3 separate regions of the Homo sapiens genome follow, and regions 1 and 2 are each linked to region 3. Evidence: chromatin loops called from intact Hi-C (ENCODE). Cell type or tissue: heart right ventricle. All regions are shown on one strand.

What was found. A loop is a pair of places that touch in the nucleus more often than their neighbours do. Peaks named below come from ENCODE experiments on the same cell type or tissue, not always from the same donor. Only the 100,000 strongest peaks of a DNase experiment are listed, where the experiment ranks them.
Region 1: it touches region 3 in a loop (2.9-fold over the local background); 3 of 110 quality-filtered maps call a loop at or near these places.
Region 2: a loop joins it to region 3, with 2.2 times the contacts of the local background. A loop is called at or near these places in 30 of 110 quality-filtered maps.

The regions. Positions count from the first base shown.
Region 1 is chrX:153,398,823-153,401,322 of GRCh38, reverse strand. It overlaps PNMA6E (PNMA family member 6E), which reads left to right. Exons shown (of 2, transcript NM_001367770.1): 1 at 1-79; 2 at 2,403-2,500. The coding sequence starts at 2,474. Among named protein-coding and RNA genes, the nearest start is that of PNMA6E, 1.3 kb to the left of the region's middle. In heart right ventricle, a CTCF peak has its summit at 1,042 (motif pointing left); no DNase peak of the experiment used is centred here.
Region 2 is chrX:153,454,043-153,456,542 of GRCh38, reverse strand. HAUS7 (HAUS augmin like complex subunit 7) reads left to right here. Exons shown (of 10, transcript NM_001385482.1): 6 at 1-50; 7 at 179-278; 8 at 777-1,001; 9 at 2,035-2,149. Among named protein-coding and RNA genes, the nearest start is that of TREX2, 9.2 kb to the right of the region's middle. In heart right ventricle, no CTCF peak of the experiment used is centred here; no DNase peak of the experiment used is centred here.
Region 3 is chrX:153,506,226-153,508,725 of GRCh38, reverse strand. It overlaps BGN (biglycan), which reads right to left. Exons shown (of 8, transcript NM_001711.6): 5 at 2,087-2,197; 6 at 1,803-1,896; 7 at 1,541-1,679; 8 at 1-478. The coding sequence ends at 281. Among named protein-coding and RNA genes, the nearest start is that of ATP2B3, 10 kb to the left of the region's middle. RefSeq lists enhancers at 1,059-1,108, 1,189-1,288. In heart right ventricle, a CTCF peak has its summit at 1,007 (motif pointing right); a DNase peak (open chromatin) is centred at 1,015; H3K27ac peaks cover 492 bases.

The DNA of each region.
Region 1 (2,500 bases), 110 kb after region 3:
GATCTCTTCAGACCCTTCGGAGAGACCCAGATATCTGACTTCCCACTGAGAGACCCGGAATTGCCCAGAGTTTGAGAAAGTGAGTAGACCGCGGGGGTTTGCCAGGACCCAGGCCCAGGAGGTGTTGCCGGAGCTCAGGATGGCGGCCCAGGAGGTTCCCGGGGTGTGGGGGGGGGGCAGGCGGTGTGGCAGGCCGTGAGGAGCCGGCTGCGGAGCTGGGGGGCGGCGGTCCCGCCTGGCCCGGTTTAGGTGCGGCGTGGCTGTCACGGTGGGCTTCCCGCCAAGGAAGGCCCCCTCGGGAGGGCGGTTGGAAGGAGGGCTGAGGGGAGGGGTTCCTCAGTGCGGGGTGGCCAGAGGAGGACCCCTGGGTCCCTGGGCGGAGAGGGTCGCCAAGCACGCGGGGTAGAAGAGGCAAGAGGGAGGGTGACTCGCCCAGTGCTGGGGTGAGGGGGTGTCGAGGGCTTCCGGCTGTGGGGCTGGGGGTCGGGAGGGGGCTCCCTGGGGTGGGAGGGCAAGGGGGCTGTGGAGCGCCACGTGGGAGAGCAGGCTGGCGGGCTCCAAGCGTGGGGCGGGACGGAGGGCGGCCCAGCCTGGGTCTGAGGCGCGAGAGGGGACGGCCCCTGGCGGGTGCCGTGGTCAGGTCCTAGGGCTGGGTGGGTGAGGGCAGAGGTGATTCCTAAGCCCGGTGGAGGGCCGACCAGAGCGGAGGGTGCCCTGCCTCTGTGGGCTATGGGGGCTCCTGACTTGGGGGTGGAGGGCGGGATTGTCGGGCCCCTGGCTGTGGGGAGGCCACAGAGGGAGGCTCATGTCTAAGCACGTGGGACGCCCTGCTGCCCGGGGCTAGACTGGAGTGCTGCCAGCTGGGTTTAGGGGGCGCCCAGTGTGGAAGGGCACGTTGGGGGCAGGAAGGGACTGTCCCCGGTGTGCGGTGGGGGATGGGCTGGAAGGAGGGCCAATGCCTAAGGGTGCACGGGGTGCGGAGCCGGAGGCTGCCTGGCGGCCAGTGGTACAGGCGACGGTGAGCGCCCCCTGGAGGCTGTCGGCGTGGCAGTGCCGTGAGGAGCCTGGCCCCCTACAGGTGGAATTGGAAAGGCTTCAGGTCGCCTCTTCGTGGGGAATGGCGACAGGAGTTGCAGTGGTTGGAGGGGGCAGACCTTGGCCTCTGTAGAAAATACGGATTCATGACAAGGGCAAATTGTACATTCACTTAGATAGACCATATGTCGAGCCATTTAAAAATCTTCAGAAACTGAAAAGGATCGCACGTTTTCATAAGTTCTCTGATCACAGTGGAATTTTATTTGAAATTAATAACAATAACATATGTCTAGATATTTTGAAATCCATGGGTCAAAGATGAAATCACCAAGGAACTTACAAGATATTTCAAACTGCACAAAACATTCAACTTACCCAAATTACTAGCCATTTGGAAGGAAGGAAGTGGTCAGAGGAAAATTTCTTGCTTTCAGTGCTCATAACAGAAAAAAAGAACATAAAATCAATGGCCGAACAGTCCATTTAAAGAAGCTCGAAAAAGAGCAAAAGTAAACACAGAATGAGTCAAATAAAGAAATAACAGAGATAAAAAGGACAATCAGTAAACCCCGATATTAGGCTTTTTAAAGAGTACCAAAATTAATGAACCCTAGCAAGACTAATTAAGATGAGAGGGGGCTAGGCACAGTGGTTTATGCCTGTAATCCCAGCACTTTGAGAGGCTGAGGCGGGAGGATTGCCTGAGCCCAGGAGTTCAAGGCCAGCCTAGGCAACATAGTGAGACCCCTTCTCTACAAAAAGTACAAAAAATTTAACCACGTGTGTTAGCATGTGCCGGTAGTCCCAGCTACTCAGGAGGCTGAGGTGGGAGGATCGCTTGAGCTCAGGGGGTCGAGGCTGCACTGAGCCGAGATCAAGCTGCTGCACTCCAGCCTGGGTGACAGAGTGAGACCCTGTCTCAAAAAACAAACAAACAAACAAAAAACAACACACACACACACACACACACACACAACACACAAGAGAGAATGAACACTAATCAATATCAGGAATGAAGGACAGGATATTACTACAGATCATATAGACATTAAAAAGATAAAGAGGGAATATTGTGAACAAGTTTTTATCAAAAGTTTTGAAAACTGAGATAAGCTTCCCAATTCCTTTGTGGGGGAAAAAAAGTAACTTACTACAAATGGCACCAAGTAGCATAGAAAATGTGACTAGCCCTGTATCTTGCAAATAAATTTAATTTTGCCATCAAAATTTCACTAAAATCAAAGCGACAAAACAAGGAGGCAGAGGAACTCCAGCCCTGCCCCCTCACCCCCACACACGTAGGGGCAGATGAGTGGTGGGAGTGAGTGTTTGGCACAAACAAGCTTCTCTCTTTGCACTCACAGGCTGTGTCGGAGACTGCAACAGTCAGCACACATTCCTGATTGATCAGGCTCCCTCCCTCAAGTCCTCTGCGATGGCTCTGGCGATGCTTCGGGACTGG
Region 2 (2,500 bases), 52 kb after region 3:
CCCCTGGACATGCAGCCCCTCCTCAACAAGCAGAGTGATGACTGGCAGTGGTACGTGCTCCTGGAGGCCTCAGTGGCAGCACCCTGGCCTCCTGTCCCAGCCCCAGGCTGCTTGGTTCTGTTACTGCAGACACCCCTGGCAGCGGTGAGTTGCAAGTGTTCCCTTTCTCTCCCTGCAGGGCCAGTGCCTCTGCCAAGTCCGAGGAGGAGGAGAAGCTGGCGGAGCTTGCCAGGCAGCTGCAGGAGAGTGCTGCCAAGTTGCACGCGCTTAGAACGGAGGTGAGGGTGCTAGCTCCTGGGAGGGGGTTGCTTGGAGGCAAGGCCCTGCTTTGTCACCTCCCTCAGCACGTGAGGCTTAGGCGAGGTTGCCTGTGCACCGGGCCTGACATGTTCTAGAATACTGTGGTGCTCAGTCCGCGGGGAGGTGAGAGGTGGGTCCCGTGGCTGGGGGAAGGGATCAGCCTCAGGTATTGGGTGGTGCCCACGCCTGAGCACATTGCCATGTGCCTTGCCGCACGTGGTCCTCCTGGCAGCCCTTGGCCTGGCCTCTGTTTGATTGCGGAGGAGACCGGGGCCCACAGGAGAGTGAGTGAGGGGGCTGAGGCTGGGAGCCAGAAGGTCTTGCTCTGGCCTGAGTCGCTCGGTACAGCTCCCCTGTGTCCCTGTTTCTGAAAGCTTTCTTCCTCGCCCTGGGTGTGCAGTGTCTGAGGTGAGGGCCGGTGGCAGCCTGGCTGGTGGGCAGGGCAGCCTCAAGGGACTCTGCCTCTGGCTTTGCAGTACTTTGCACAGCATGAGCAAGGGGCTGCTGCGGGCGCAGCCGACATCAGCACCCTAGACCAGAAGCTGCGTCTGGTCACTTCCGACTTCCACCAGCTAATCTTGGCTTTTCTCCAAGTCTACGACGACGAGCTGGGCGAGTGCTGCCAGCGCCCAGGCCCTGACCTCCACCCGTGCGGCCCCATCATCCAGGCCACGCACCAGAATCTGACTTCCTACAGCCAAGTAAGGGTGCCCTTCCCCTCCCCTCTAACCGCCCCCTCCCCTGTTCACTCAGACTGAGAGCTTATATCCTGCTTGGGCTCAGGGGCCTCAGCAGCCCCTGACAAGGGACCACAGGGCAGGACCAGGGGCTGGGAGGGGCTGGGCTGGGCTCCCTGCTGGCCAGTGGCGTGGCAGGGCTCTGGGCCCCTCAGTGGGCTGGGGAGGTGCTGCTTCTGGTCCTTGGACCTGCCCACCTTAGCAGGCACTAGCTAGGCCCAGATCCGGTGTGGGGTCCTGCGTGTCCCAGCCTCCAGGTGCTGTTCCTGTGTTGGCCGCACTGTTGTCACGTTACGCTCCAAAATAGCAAGGTCCATTCATTCTTGTGGATGACCAAGAACTGTGCCAGACAGGCAGACAAATGCCTGCCTGTCTGCCCATGAGCCTGCTCAGACAGGATGAGAGGAAGTGGGCTCGTCAATGTTTGCTTGTTTCGTTGTTCCACATGTGAGATCCCCAGAGGCCAACCTAAAAAGCCGGCTTTAGTTACGATGACTACAGTTCCCACGTGCGCAACTCTGCCCTTGGCTCAAGGATTCCGTGATGTTCATTTTGGTTTTCTAAGCGAGAGGCTCCGAGCCTTCCAACCTCTGACTGGCTGGTCCTGTGAGACCCCTCGATCAGGGATGGTGAGGCCACAGCCCTCTCCTGTCCATTTTTCTTGGGACATTTATTTTCCCCCCTTGCCAATTGCTGGGGCTGGGAGGACACGCAGTGCTGGCTGGCATGTCCCTAGGCATCGAGGGTTGCCAGAGCGACATGAGAGTGTGGCATCCCCACTGGGCCAGGAAGAGGGGACTTAGGTCCGAGAACTCTGATTGGTGACTTCCCCGCTGGGAGTTCTGTCCCTCACCCTTGGCTGTCTTTCAGGTGAATGCCACCTGATCAGTGTGAGTGGGGGTGGGAAGCAGGAGATGCCGTCGCTACGTGAGACCAGCGGCATTTAGTGCCTGCTCGCTCCCTCCCTCCCTCCCTCCCTCCCTCCCTCCCTCCCCAGCTGCTGCAAGTGGTCATGGCAGTTGCTGACACCTCTGCGAAGGCCGTGGAGACCGTGAAGAAGCAGCAAGGCGAGCAGATCTGCTGGGGTGGCAGCAGCTCCGTCATGAGTCTAGGTACGTGGCTGCCCACCTGGCCCTCTGCCTGGGGCTGCCCCACGCACAGGCTTCCTTTTCTGTGCTCCACTAGCCCTGGAGGAGCATTTGGGGACCGGCCCCTTCTTTTGTTTTTCATTTTCTAATGCATGTTTTCCTTCACTTGAAAAAATGCTTTCAGCGGATTATCAAATGAAAACGCTCATCGTAGAAAATTGAGATAACTCAGTAATAGAAAATGTGAAGCAAATGATAACAAATGCCTGAATGGAATAGTATTTGACAATTAAAAATGTAACTTGGGCCAGGCGCGGTGGCTCATGCCTGTAATCCCAGCACTTTGGGAAGCAGAGGAGGATGAACCACTTTGAG
Region 3 (2,500 bases):
CTTCATGGGGTGCCTCTGGGTGGCTGTGGTGGGAGAGCAGGGGCAGCTCTGAGGCCAAGGGAACATGTGATGGGGGCCGGGCCTTGCGCCCACCTGCACCCTTGGGAGCCAGGGAGAGGCGGTGATGGGGCATCGAGCTGGGGTCAGGGACCCGAGGTGGGGGGCTGGGTTGGACGCAGCTGGGCCCTGGCTTAGCTTCCTGGCTCTGCCTCCCCATCAGGATGTCTGGCTGTGTTCCCCAGAGACCCCCACTGAGGCCCCGCGGTGGCTGCAGCTGCCTCTACTTTTTGTAGTTGCCAAACTGGATGGCCAGGCGGTCAGTGACGCAGCGGAAAGTGGCCGGCTGCACCTCCCAGTAGGGCACGGGGTTGTTGAAGAGGCTGATGCCGTTGTAGTAGGCCCGCTTCACCCCGAAGCCCATGGGACAGAAGTCGTTGACACCCACTTTGGTGATGTTGTTGGAGTGCAGATAGACCACCTGAAGGCAGAGAGGCCGGGTCACGGCAGGCCTCCCTCCCTCCACGCCAAGCCCGCTGCCTCCAGGAGGCATTTTGCTGTTGCCTCTGCACCCTACTTCAAGGGCCACACCAGAGGCTCCCCGTTGTTGGGAGGAGCAAACCAAGGCATGGGCGTGTTATTTGTGTGGGTGTCAGCCAGGATTAAGGCACTGGATGTGACCAGGGACAAGGATGAGGGTCTCAGGTGGGTCAGGTTGAGGACATGTGGGGGCGGGGCTGGGGTAGAGGTGTGTTTGGTGGTGTGAGGTGGAGGAAAGGTGGCCTGAGCCTCGGGGGAGCACCCTCACACTCCATGGGGCATGAGAGGAGAAAGAGCCCTTGGGATGCCCTCCTCTTTCTTCCAGTCAGCAGAGGAGCTCGCCCTCTAGCAGCCCCTCCAACTCTCTGGAGCCACCGTCTTGCTGTCTCTGGGAGGAGCGGAGGTGGGCAGGCGAGGCGCCTGCTGGGTTGGGCTGGGAGCCCAGTGCTGGTGAACATGACAATGGCCACTAGAGGGCGCACTCGGCCCAGCATGGGCATGGCCTGCGCGGTGCTGGCTCGCAGCTGGTGCGGATGGGGGTGCTCCAAACACTTGTGGATGGAGCAGGGCTGGGCAAGACCAAGATCACCCACCTGGTTGCGGGCCAGGCCAGGGATGGAAGCTCCCGATAGAATCCCAGGCAAGACCCTGCTCCCCCTCGTCAGCCTACTTCCTGCCCTGGGCGGTCACTGTCTTGGCACAGATCTGTGCACTCCCACGCCCACAGTTTCTCGACTCCCTGGACTCTGCCACATCTTTCTGGTGTCCGACCCACCTGGAGACCCTCGGGTCCAAGAGCTACCAGGCTGCCTTGCTCGGTATCCACCATGGAGCCCCTGCTCCCTGCCTCCTCAGCACCAGCTGGGAGCATCAGGACCGCTCCCTTGCAGATGCCCAGAGCCGGTCGGGAAGGAGGGCCAGGGGACTGAGGGACTGCCCGGGGACACACACGCCTCCCCCAGCCCAGCCTTAGGGAACCTGGCTGTGCATGCCCAGCTCTCACCTGGAGGAGCTTGAGGTCTGGGAGCCCTGAGGGCACCCTGGCCAACTTGTTGTTGTCCAAGTGGAGCTCCCGGAGGGTGGGCAGGAAGCTCAGGCTCCCGTTCTCGATCATCCTGATCTGGTTGTGGCCTAGGCCCAGCCTGTGAGCGGGAGAATGACACGGACTCAAAGGCTGGAGGTAAGGATGGGGGGCTGGGCGCGAGGGGCCACACAGCACTGAGGGACTCTGGCATCACCCTTGGGCGGTGCCCTGCTGGCCTCACCTGTACAGCTTGGAGTAGCGAAGCAGGTCCTCCAGTTCGATGGCCTGGATTTTGTTGTGGTCTAGGTGGAGTTCATTCAGGGTCTCAGGGAGGTCTGCCAGGAGAAGAGGGCACAGGGGAGAATGCAGGTGCTGAGGGCAGGGGCCCTAGCTCTGCCCCAGGTGGCGGGAGGGGACTGTTGAGCCTTTCCCTGAGTAGATCGGGCCCATCCAGAGCCCCCACCCTGGCCATCTGTGCTGTTGGGGGTGAGGCAGGCAGGCGTGCAGGAAGAGTGGGCTTCCTACCTTTGGGGATGCCAGTCAGCTTGGCCTCTGAGATGCGCAGGTAGTTGAGCTTCAGGCCATCGAAGGCTCCAGGTTCAAAGCCACTGTTCTCCAGTGGGTTCCCGCCCATCTCTAGGGGAGAGACCTCATTAGCCCGGGAGCCTGGTGGTCCCTGCACAGCCCTGGGTCCTGTCACTTCCGGGCCAGTGTGGTGGGCCCTGCTACCTGCCGGCTGCTCCCGTCTCCTGAAAGCAGTTCTGCTAATTTACCGGGCTAATTGCAAACTCCTAGCTGTTCAGGACTGCTAGCCCCAGGACTGCTAGCTCCAGGGGCAGCAAGAGGAAAGGGAGGAGTGCCAGAGATGAAGATGGGGCTCCCGGAAGCCACCCGGCCCCTCTGGCCCAGTCTTCTCTTTAGCCGTGGTGATCGCCTGCA